Regions from separate parts of the Homo sapiens genome. Here all the other regions are linked to region 3. Evidence: chromatin contacts called from ENCODE Hi-C or POLR2A ChIA-PET data. All regions are on one chromosome and are shown on one strand. The core of a region is the stretch at or near the end of the contact, and the rest is flanking DNA. Distances in the headings are between cores, read along the strand shown. Region 1 has its middle 69 kb from the start of LMNB1. Region 2 overlaps LMNB1 (lamin B1). Region 3 overlaps MARCHF3 (membrane associated ring-CH-type finger 3).

Region 1 (2,700 bases), core at 49-2,548, 170 kb after region 3:
TTTTATTGTTATAAAGTAATTAAGCTACTGAGGCAGGCTGTGTCCCTAAATTGAGAGGTGTATTTTGTCTCTGGAGAAATGTCAGGAGAGGACAGGATTTACCATGCTGTTAAAAGTGAAAGAAAATGCATTATTGTGGAAGTGAGGGGTAGGAGGACGTAGGCAGTGAGGGATTTTACACTCTGGGTCCCATGCATGGCTCCAGGGCAAACTGGTTACTGATCTGCCTCTAAGATTGTTCTCTGTCCTCACTCTGACCCTCCAGGACAGCAAAGCAGCATCCATTTACAGTACTGTTCCCTGTTAATTCCTCTTCCCACTCAATACTGCTAATGTGACGCCTCTCCCTGAGAACTTGAAATATGACTTCTGTGAGTTTTGCATGTATTTTGCCACGTATTTGCCTCATTTTCATCAATCTGGCTCTGAATGTCCCCTTCAGTAAGGCAGCCAAATAGAAGAAACACAAAATTCTAAAAACTACTTCCTTCAATACCTTTTTTTCATGGAATTTCCCCCCCCTAATTTGGTAGACAAGGAAGGACAGTCAGTCCCAACTTCAGAATTCTGGGTTTTCCTGTGTAAACACCACAGATACTAGAGCCTTGCTTCAGGGACTCAAAGGCTTGAACCCTAAGAAACATTCCCCTCTGGTGGCACCTCCTAAAATTCCATGTTGTTACTTCAAGCAATGGAATTAAAAAGAAAAAATCTGCATTTTGTTTAGAAGCCAATGATCCAGAGGGTATGGATTATTTAAAGATTCTTTTCAATTTTTCTCATTTTATCATGTGTTTTGGCAAGAAAAGAAGGGGCATCCAAATAAATTTCTTTGTAATTTAAGATATGATGAAAAGGATGATGGGTAAGATATTGAAACCCAAGAGGAACGTGACTTAGAATCATATCTCTTAAAAATATACACAGATGCACTCATGTATGATAGCAGATTAAAATGACATGGACAACCCCTCCTTCCACTACAAGATTGAGAAAATAGAACAAAATTTGTTTTAATAGAGCCAAGCTTTAAAGAAAGAACAAGAAATGTCCAGGTGCCACAAAGAATTCAAAATCTGGAATATAAGCCTTAAGGGCTGGTAGTTGAGGACAGGAAACAGCTTTAGCTCTTTGCAAGGGAGTGAACCTAGAAACCTAGAAGATTGTTGAACAAAGCACAGAACCTTCCATTGCTCCCTGCAGCCTCACACTACCAGAATACTGCCTGTCAGCCCAGAGCAAAAACAAACTACCGGCGGGGCGGGGCGGGGCGGCGGGAGAGGCGGTGCTTTTCGGCAGGATGAGGAAGCTACTTGAGAAAAACAGAACAACCATGCATGTAAAAGTGTCACAGTAGATTTGTATTACCACGAGGTGAGAAAGTGACCCAAAAACGGTCCTGGGACTCTGGCACAGGAAACTTCCAAATTCCTCTGTAGCAATACCATCAAAACCCTGGGACACGGATTGTCAGGCCTCTGAGCCCAAGCCAAGCCATCGCATCCCCTGTGACTTGCACGTATAAGCCCAGATGGCCTTAACTAACTGAAGAATCACAAAAGAAGTGAATATGCCCTGCCCCACCTTAACTGATGACATTCCACCAAAAAAGAAGTGTAAATGGCCGGTCCTTGCCTTAAGTGATGACATTACCTTGTGAAAGTCCTTTTCCTGGCTCATCCTGGCTCAGAAAGCACCCCCACTGAGCACCTTGTGACCCCCACTCCTGCCCGCCAGAGAACAAACCCCCTTTGACTGTAATTTTCCTTTACCTACCCAAATCCTATAAAACGGCCCCACCCTTATCTCCCTTCGCTGACTCTCTTTTCGGACTCAGCCCGCCTGCACCCAGGTGAAATAAACAGCCGTGTTGCTCACACAAATCCTGTTTGGTGGTCTCTTCACACAGACGTGCATGAAATTTGGTGCCGTGACTCGGATTGGGGGACCTCCCTTGGGAGATCAATCCCCTGTACTCCTGTTCTTTGCTCCGTGAGAAAGATCCACCTACGACCTCAGGTCCTCAGACCGACCAGCCCAAGGAACATCTCACCAATTTTAAATCAGGTAAGCGGCCTCTTCTTACTCTCTTCTCCAACCTCTCTCACTGTCCCTCAACCACTTTCTCCTTTCCACTCTTCAATCTCTCCCTTCTCTTAATTTCAATTCCTTTCATTTTCTGGGAGAGACAAAGCAGACACGTTTTATCGGTGGACCCAGAACTCCGGCGCCAGTCACGGACTGGGAAGGCAGCCTTAGCCTTCCCTTGGTGTTTAATCATTGCAGGGACACCTCTCTGATTATACACCCACGTTTCAAGGGTGTCAGACCACGCAGGGACGCCTGCCTTTGTCCTTCACCCTTAGCGGCAAGTCCCGCTTTTCTGGGGAAGGGGCAAGTACCCCAACCCCTTCTCTCCTTGTCTCTACCCCTTCTCTGCTTTTCTGGGAGAGGGGCAAGTACCACTCAACCCCTTCTCCTTCACCCTTAGTGGCAAGTCCCGCTTTTCTACGGGGCAAGAACCCCCAATCCCTTATTTCCACACCCCGACCTCTTATCTCTGTGTCCCAATCCCTTATTTCCGTGCCCCGACCTCGTATCTCTGCACCCCAATCCCTTATTTCCGCGCCCCAACCTCTTAATATCTCTGCGCCCCAATCCCTTATTTCCGCACCCCGACCTCTTATCTCTGTGTCCCAA
Region 2 (2,700 bases), core at 25-2,524, 200 kb after region 3:
AGACCATCCTGGCTAACACGGTGAAACCCCGTCTCTACTAAAAATACAAAAATTAGCCGGGCGTGGTGGCACGCACTTGTAGTCCCAGCTACTTGGGAGGCTGAGGCAGGAGAATGGCGTGAACCCGGGAGGCGGAGCTCACAGTGAGCCGAGATCGTACCACTGCACTCCAGCCTGGGCGACAGAGTGAGACTCCATCTCAAAAAGAAAAAAAAAAAAAAAAAAAAAAAAGTAAAATAAAGTTTATTCTCATGTGGAAAATTCAAAACAAGATTTCCTCCCTTGAGGAAAATAGAAGCGGAAGTTATTTCCAAAATAATTAAGGTGACGAGTTAATTGCTGAATCATTCTGAATGCAGTATATGGAGTATATGTACTTTGTGTCCACACTGACATCACCCTAGGCTAAAACTGATCTGAAGTAGTGTCCATGCCTGCTTAAGCAGCACCTGAAGCACACCATCACACCCTGATAGGCAGCCAGTCAACACAGCCGGCAATAATGCCATTTGTCACTTAGGCGTACCAACGAATGAATGAGTCACTAAATTCTTATCGGAATATGCAAATTAAAGCTACTTTCCTGGATCCTAATTGTTATATACTTTAAGCACTAAAGAATTTGTCTAGAAACACAAAGCATTCACCACCCACAAAGAATTTTTGCATGTTTTTCTTCATTTTGGTTTTCAAATGATATAAAAAAGGAAGGTGTTGAGAATAACTCTGTAGAGATGAAGCTGTTAGACAGGTCGGAAGATCCGGGTCCTAGGGTAAGTACAGTGAATAAACTAGCAGGCTCCTTCCTCAAGGGCAAGTCCCTTAGCTCTGTGTAATCTACTAATTAGGAACAATAGTATCTGCTCACAGGATGTTTATGCAATGCAAAATGAACGAATCTAGAAAAGTACTGTGAAGACGAAAGCACAGGATGACACCATCCTCTGTAACAAACAGAGGGAGGAGTGACATCAGCCCAAGCAAAGCAGGTAGGTGCCCGTGGTGAAGGTAGCCTTCAAGTCTAACTTCTTACAGAAAGATGATTATTTACCTCTTTCTGTAGATTAGAAAGCTGGGATGAAAGGCTCTCAATTCTCATGCGGCTTTCCATCAGTTCTTCCCTGGCACTGTTGACAGTAGAAGTATTCATCTCTGATGACAGTCTGGCATTCTCAAGCTAAAAGAAGAAGCAAAGCATAGTCAGTCTTATCTAGAACTGAAACAAAAAAGGAAGCATGATTCACCTCAAGGCATTTCAAACCTAAGTCCTGCTGGTAACTGGTAGATGAAACACAGGAAAAGCATCATGAAGTTTGCTGATATGGTGTGAATGATGGTAATTCTGTGTGACTTTTAGAGTCACTTCCTAAATAATGAGCTTTAAGAATGCTAATATACCTAGGCCTTTACCCAAAGCTTATTACTTCAATATTTCATCTATTAAACCTTTAATGTCTAAGATAACACTGATAATAAGAAGACTGGGCAATAGCAACTTGACTGTGGTGGTGTCTGTAAGAAAAGAAACATCACATATCCCTAACCCACCAAATCCAATACAGAATGTAAACCAACAAGCAGAAAATACTAGTTTATAGATTCGTTCAAACCAGATAGAAACACTTCCTTTCAGAAGCAAAAAAAACTCCTTGAGTAAAATACAAATCCCATAACACTATTGTGTATGTGTGTCTCAGGGACATGCTCCTGTGTCTCCTCCCTGGCTCCCTGTGAGGCCACAGTCTGTGACGGATCCTTACTTTAGCTCCTTCACTGTATAGCTCAATGTGTGATATTAGATAAATGTTATACAACTGAAGTTACTGCTTATAATAAGATCTTTCACTTTCACTAACTGCTACTTCATACAATAGATAAAAAGCAACATGAACAGTTTAAAGCCATGCAATGAAAATTTTCAATAACTCTGTGACTCTAATATTCTAAGTCAACCACAAAAAAGTCTTTTTAATCAAATCATGTAACATTTAAAACACAAGGCAAAATCATTTACCAGGGAAAGCCTGTACTAGTTGGTGATTTTTATGAATTCTTGTAAGGTCAGCTAATATAAGTGGGAAGTTTCTACAATATTTTTTTAAGTGAATAATAGTGACAGAAGAAGAAATAGCAGAGACTTTCCATTTGGCCCTTATGCAAAAAAGCCGGAAGTGTGGTAGTCACAATCTATGCACAATGATGACATGAAAGTGAGATCTAATGCAGTCTGACATTCATTCATTACTAAATGGATGTTTATGTAGGACAGCATGATCAGTACTTGTTATTGGAAGAAAGTTATTTCACATGGTTTGGGTTCAACTACTATGGCATAGTACGAATGATCAATGGGACAAAAAGACAAAACCTAACCTCTAATAAAATTGCAACAACCCTACATTCTTCTAGTAATTTTTAATAACATTTAGTTTATAGAAAACTGCACTTTTTTGAAAAAATCAATTTTCTATATATTTCATGGAGACTAGGGGAATCATTTTTAAAAACTAGAACAAAATAAACATAAAGCCATGTTCATCATGGGAATTGTGAAGTAATGATTTTAAGTGTTCAAAAGAATCTTCTGAAGAGAGCTCACTTTGGCATGGTAAGTCTGCTCCAGCTCCTCCTTATACAGCCTCACTTGGGCATCATGTTGCTCTCTCATCTCATGAAGGGCTTGCGCCAGCTTGTACTCAT
Region 3 (2,700 bases), core at 34-2,533:
TGTTCTTGTTGTTGCTTTCTAAGCTATGTGGGTGAAAAACAGCATGAAGTTATAACAAAATGTATAGCAAAAGCAGTAACAATGAGAAAGAGTCCATGATGGATACACACACATTGCTGGAATATTTCTCAAGTATTTTGGGGAGTGGCTGTGAGGCTTCTTTGGCAGAGGAAAAGTGGAACATGTGCTTTTCCATGTGTGAACACTGTGATTTGAAAGGTCCATTATGATTCACTTCCACTAGAAAGCAACTGCTTTCTAGCTGGTGTAGCCACAGAGTTTTGAAAATTCACTTAAATAGGTGTATTGCAGACTCCTGACATCTGTTTTGGAGATTCAGTTGAGTGTTGGGAATTTGCTTGTTCACAAGTGACATGGAATGAGTTATTCTTATGAGAGTGTTGAACTCTATTCATTTCTTTAAGGTTGTGGATTAAGTCTAACAAGAAAAGACTTAAAATTTTGAACAGTCATTTGCTGTGTTACACACACACATAAATTTGCACTGATTGCATTCTTCTTAATTTCAAAAACTATGAATGACAATTTTACTTTGCCTAGTAAATCAACTTTACTGAGGTACCCTCAGGCATATTTTGTTGTATTGTAAGGCTTTCTTGCTAGGTATTTGCAATCTTATTGTGTACTGTTTTTCAGTGAGCTTTTAGTTTTTGCCCATAGTTTTACCTAACATATCCTGTGTCTCTGTCTTTTTGTGCACTTCTGTTCCATCTCTGAGTATTAGTTTTTGTCTACTCTTTTTATCATTATTAATAAGTTATTTTCACTTCTCTAATGATTTCAAACCTCAATGATACTAGAAGTATTGTTTCCTATCACTTTCAACAAAGGTCATTTGTAGCCAGTTCTTCAAACAAAATAAGTAACTAGGACATGAGTCTTTCACTTTTTGCTAGTTAGTTTTCAATTTACTAGGTACTGACATAATGTGGCATTTTCACAGGTTGCTTTTTTAAAAAAGTGAAAGCTTTGTTTTAATGGTTCATAACTATTATAATGTTTCTAAATGACAGAGCAAAAAAAGAATTACCACAAAATAAGATTAGTGTGGATATCCTGAACTGGAAATCATTTGAAACATTTCATGGCTACATTTTGTGCTAAATATAAAAATAACTGTGTTTCCCATGTGTGAGCATCAAAAGCCCCAGTTGGAAAATCACATGGTATAGCAAGTAGGTCACTATTGATGGTAGAACATGAGACAGGAAATGTCACAGCTAAGATTAGAGGCCCAAGCACTATGTCTCACCACGCTTGCTGCATTGGTCGTCCAAAGAAGTGGAAGGACTCAACAGGGCTGAACTAACTGTAGACCAACTGGAAAATATTAGCCAAGACAACCTTTTAATCGGCCATTCCATTTGTTTCTAGATAACTCACTCTCCCAGTTAGGCAAAAGAATTGAGCTGCTTGGGTTTGCACATTGGCAGACCTCTGAATGCCAATTAAAATGGCAGCTTTTACATTCTAAAAGTATCCATGGGAAGCAATAATCAACTATATACAGTCATAGCTGTAGATTCACCTGGTGTTTGAAATTGTTAACAAGGAATAACCAACCAGTTAAAAATGAATTCTCTTAAAATCTTATTTATCTTCATATTTGAAGGTGTGATAATATAGGGATGTGGGGGAAAACTACACTTTTAGGGAATCAGTTTCCTTTTCCTTTTCTTTCCAGGCAACATGAGGAAGATTTGTTATTTATATGTAGGAATTTTTACCACAGAAGATACCTAATTTTTGCAAACATACTTGCATAGTCTAATCTTTAAGCAAAAGACTAGGAAAAAAAGCAGTGCTCTGCTGCATACCCAAATGAGAGACAATACCTCATTTTTTGGGCTCAGACCAAGATAGAGCCTTGGATTGTGAGCATAGCCATCCCCTCATGCTAGATTGAGCAGTTGAACACATGCCCAAAGAGCTTGAGGTTATTTGGATGAGTAGGTGGAGGCATGCCGCGATGACTGCATTTGGATCAGTCATCGGAGCCTTATTCATTCACTTCCAGCATTAGTCCTTCACAGAAGTATCCTGGCTGATGGATTCAGTGTACCGAGTGGATAGTTTTATTGCTTAAATCTCAGAGATCTTCCTAGGCTTACATTTTCAAAAGTCTTTAATGCAGATTAAAACATTCTATTTTGAACTAGGATTATTTCATGCAGGGTATCACTTTTAAGAGAGGAAGTTAGTAGTATGAAGGCTCCATGGAAAAAGTATTTTTTATTATTTATATTATTTTTGTGCAGTAAAATGTGCATAACATAAAATTTAACATCTTAAATCATTTTTAAATGTACAGTTCAGTGGTAGTAAATACATTCATAATATTGTGCAACCATCACCACCATCCATCTACAGAACTCTTTTCATCTTACAAAACTCCCAAGCTCCTAGCAACCGCCATTCTCCTTGTTGTCTCTGTGATTTTGACTACTCTACCTCATTTTGGTGGAATCATACAGTATTTGTCTTTTGTAGCCAACATTACAGTTGGTATAATGTCCTGAAGGTTTACTCATGTTTTAGTATATGTCAGAATTTCCTACCTTTTTAAGGCTGAATAATATTCCTCAGTGGAAAAAGTATTTTGACAGTATTTTTAGTCTTTATTCCATCTCCAGCTTAAATACAGAGCATAGATTTTCATGCTTGATCCAGGGATAGTGT

Evidence for each region. Hi-C counts contacts between places; a loop is a spot of excess contacts on that map. ChIA-PET counts read pairs that join two places held with the same protein, here RNA polymerase II (POLR2A). Pooled maps may share reads with other maps.
Region 1: a loop to region 3 is called in a pooled map, with 3 times the contacts of the local background. The contact joins two enhancer-like sites. A Hi-C loop is called at or near these places in 6 of 168 maps with a recorded cell type or tissue (CD8-positive, alpha-beta T cell, GM12878, K562 and 3 more), 8 of 37 single-sample maps with no recorded cell type and 7 of 50 pooled maps. POLR2A ChIA-PET finds 5 or more read pairs at or near these places in 12 of 52 experiments (B cell, BJ, CD4-positive, alpha-beta T cell and 9 more).
Region 2: a pooled map shows a loop between it and region 3 (8-fold over the local background). The contact joins two enhancer-like sites. A Hi-C loop is called at or near these places in 6 of 50 pooled maps. POLR2A ChIA-PET finds 5 or more read pairs at or near these places in 4 of 52 experiments (BJ, CD4-positive, alpha-beta T cell, T-cell and 1 more).

What each region holds. Positions count from the first base shown.
Region 1 is chr5:126,844,474-126,847,173 of GRCh38, reverse strand. No RefSeq gene overlaps it. Among named protein-coding and RNA genes, the nearest start is that of LMNB1, 69 kb to the right of the region's middle. RefSeq lists enhancers at 1,083-1,377, 892-1,861. Within about 2 kb of position 1,298, at least 8 of the 41 ENCODE cell types and tissues checked have a DNase peak (open chromatin) inside an H3K27ac peak, as active enhancers do; they include B cell, where a contact is called at or near this core.
Region 2 is chr5:126,810,250-126,812,949 of GRCh38, reverse strand. It overlaps LMNB1 (lamin B1), which reads right to left. Exons shown (of 11, transcript NM_005573.4): 4 at 2,600-2,700; 5 at 1,052-1,177. Among named protein-coding and RNA genes, the nearest start is that of LMNB1, 34 kb to the right of the region's middle. Within about 2 kb of position 1,274, at least 6 of the 41 ENCODE cell types and tissues checked have a DNase peak (open chromatin) inside an H3K27ac peak, as active enhancers do.
Region 3 is chr5:127,010,618-127,013,317 of GRCh38, reverse strand. The region is part of intron 1 of MARCHF3 (membrane associated ring-CH-type finger 3); the gene reads left to right. Among named protein-coding and RNA genes, the nearest start is that of MARCHF3, 19 kb to the left of the region's middle. Within about 2 kb of position 1,283, at least 3 of the 41 ENCODE cell types and tissues checked have a DNase peak (open chromatin) inside an H3K27ac peak, as active enhancers do; they include B cell, where a contact is called at or near this core.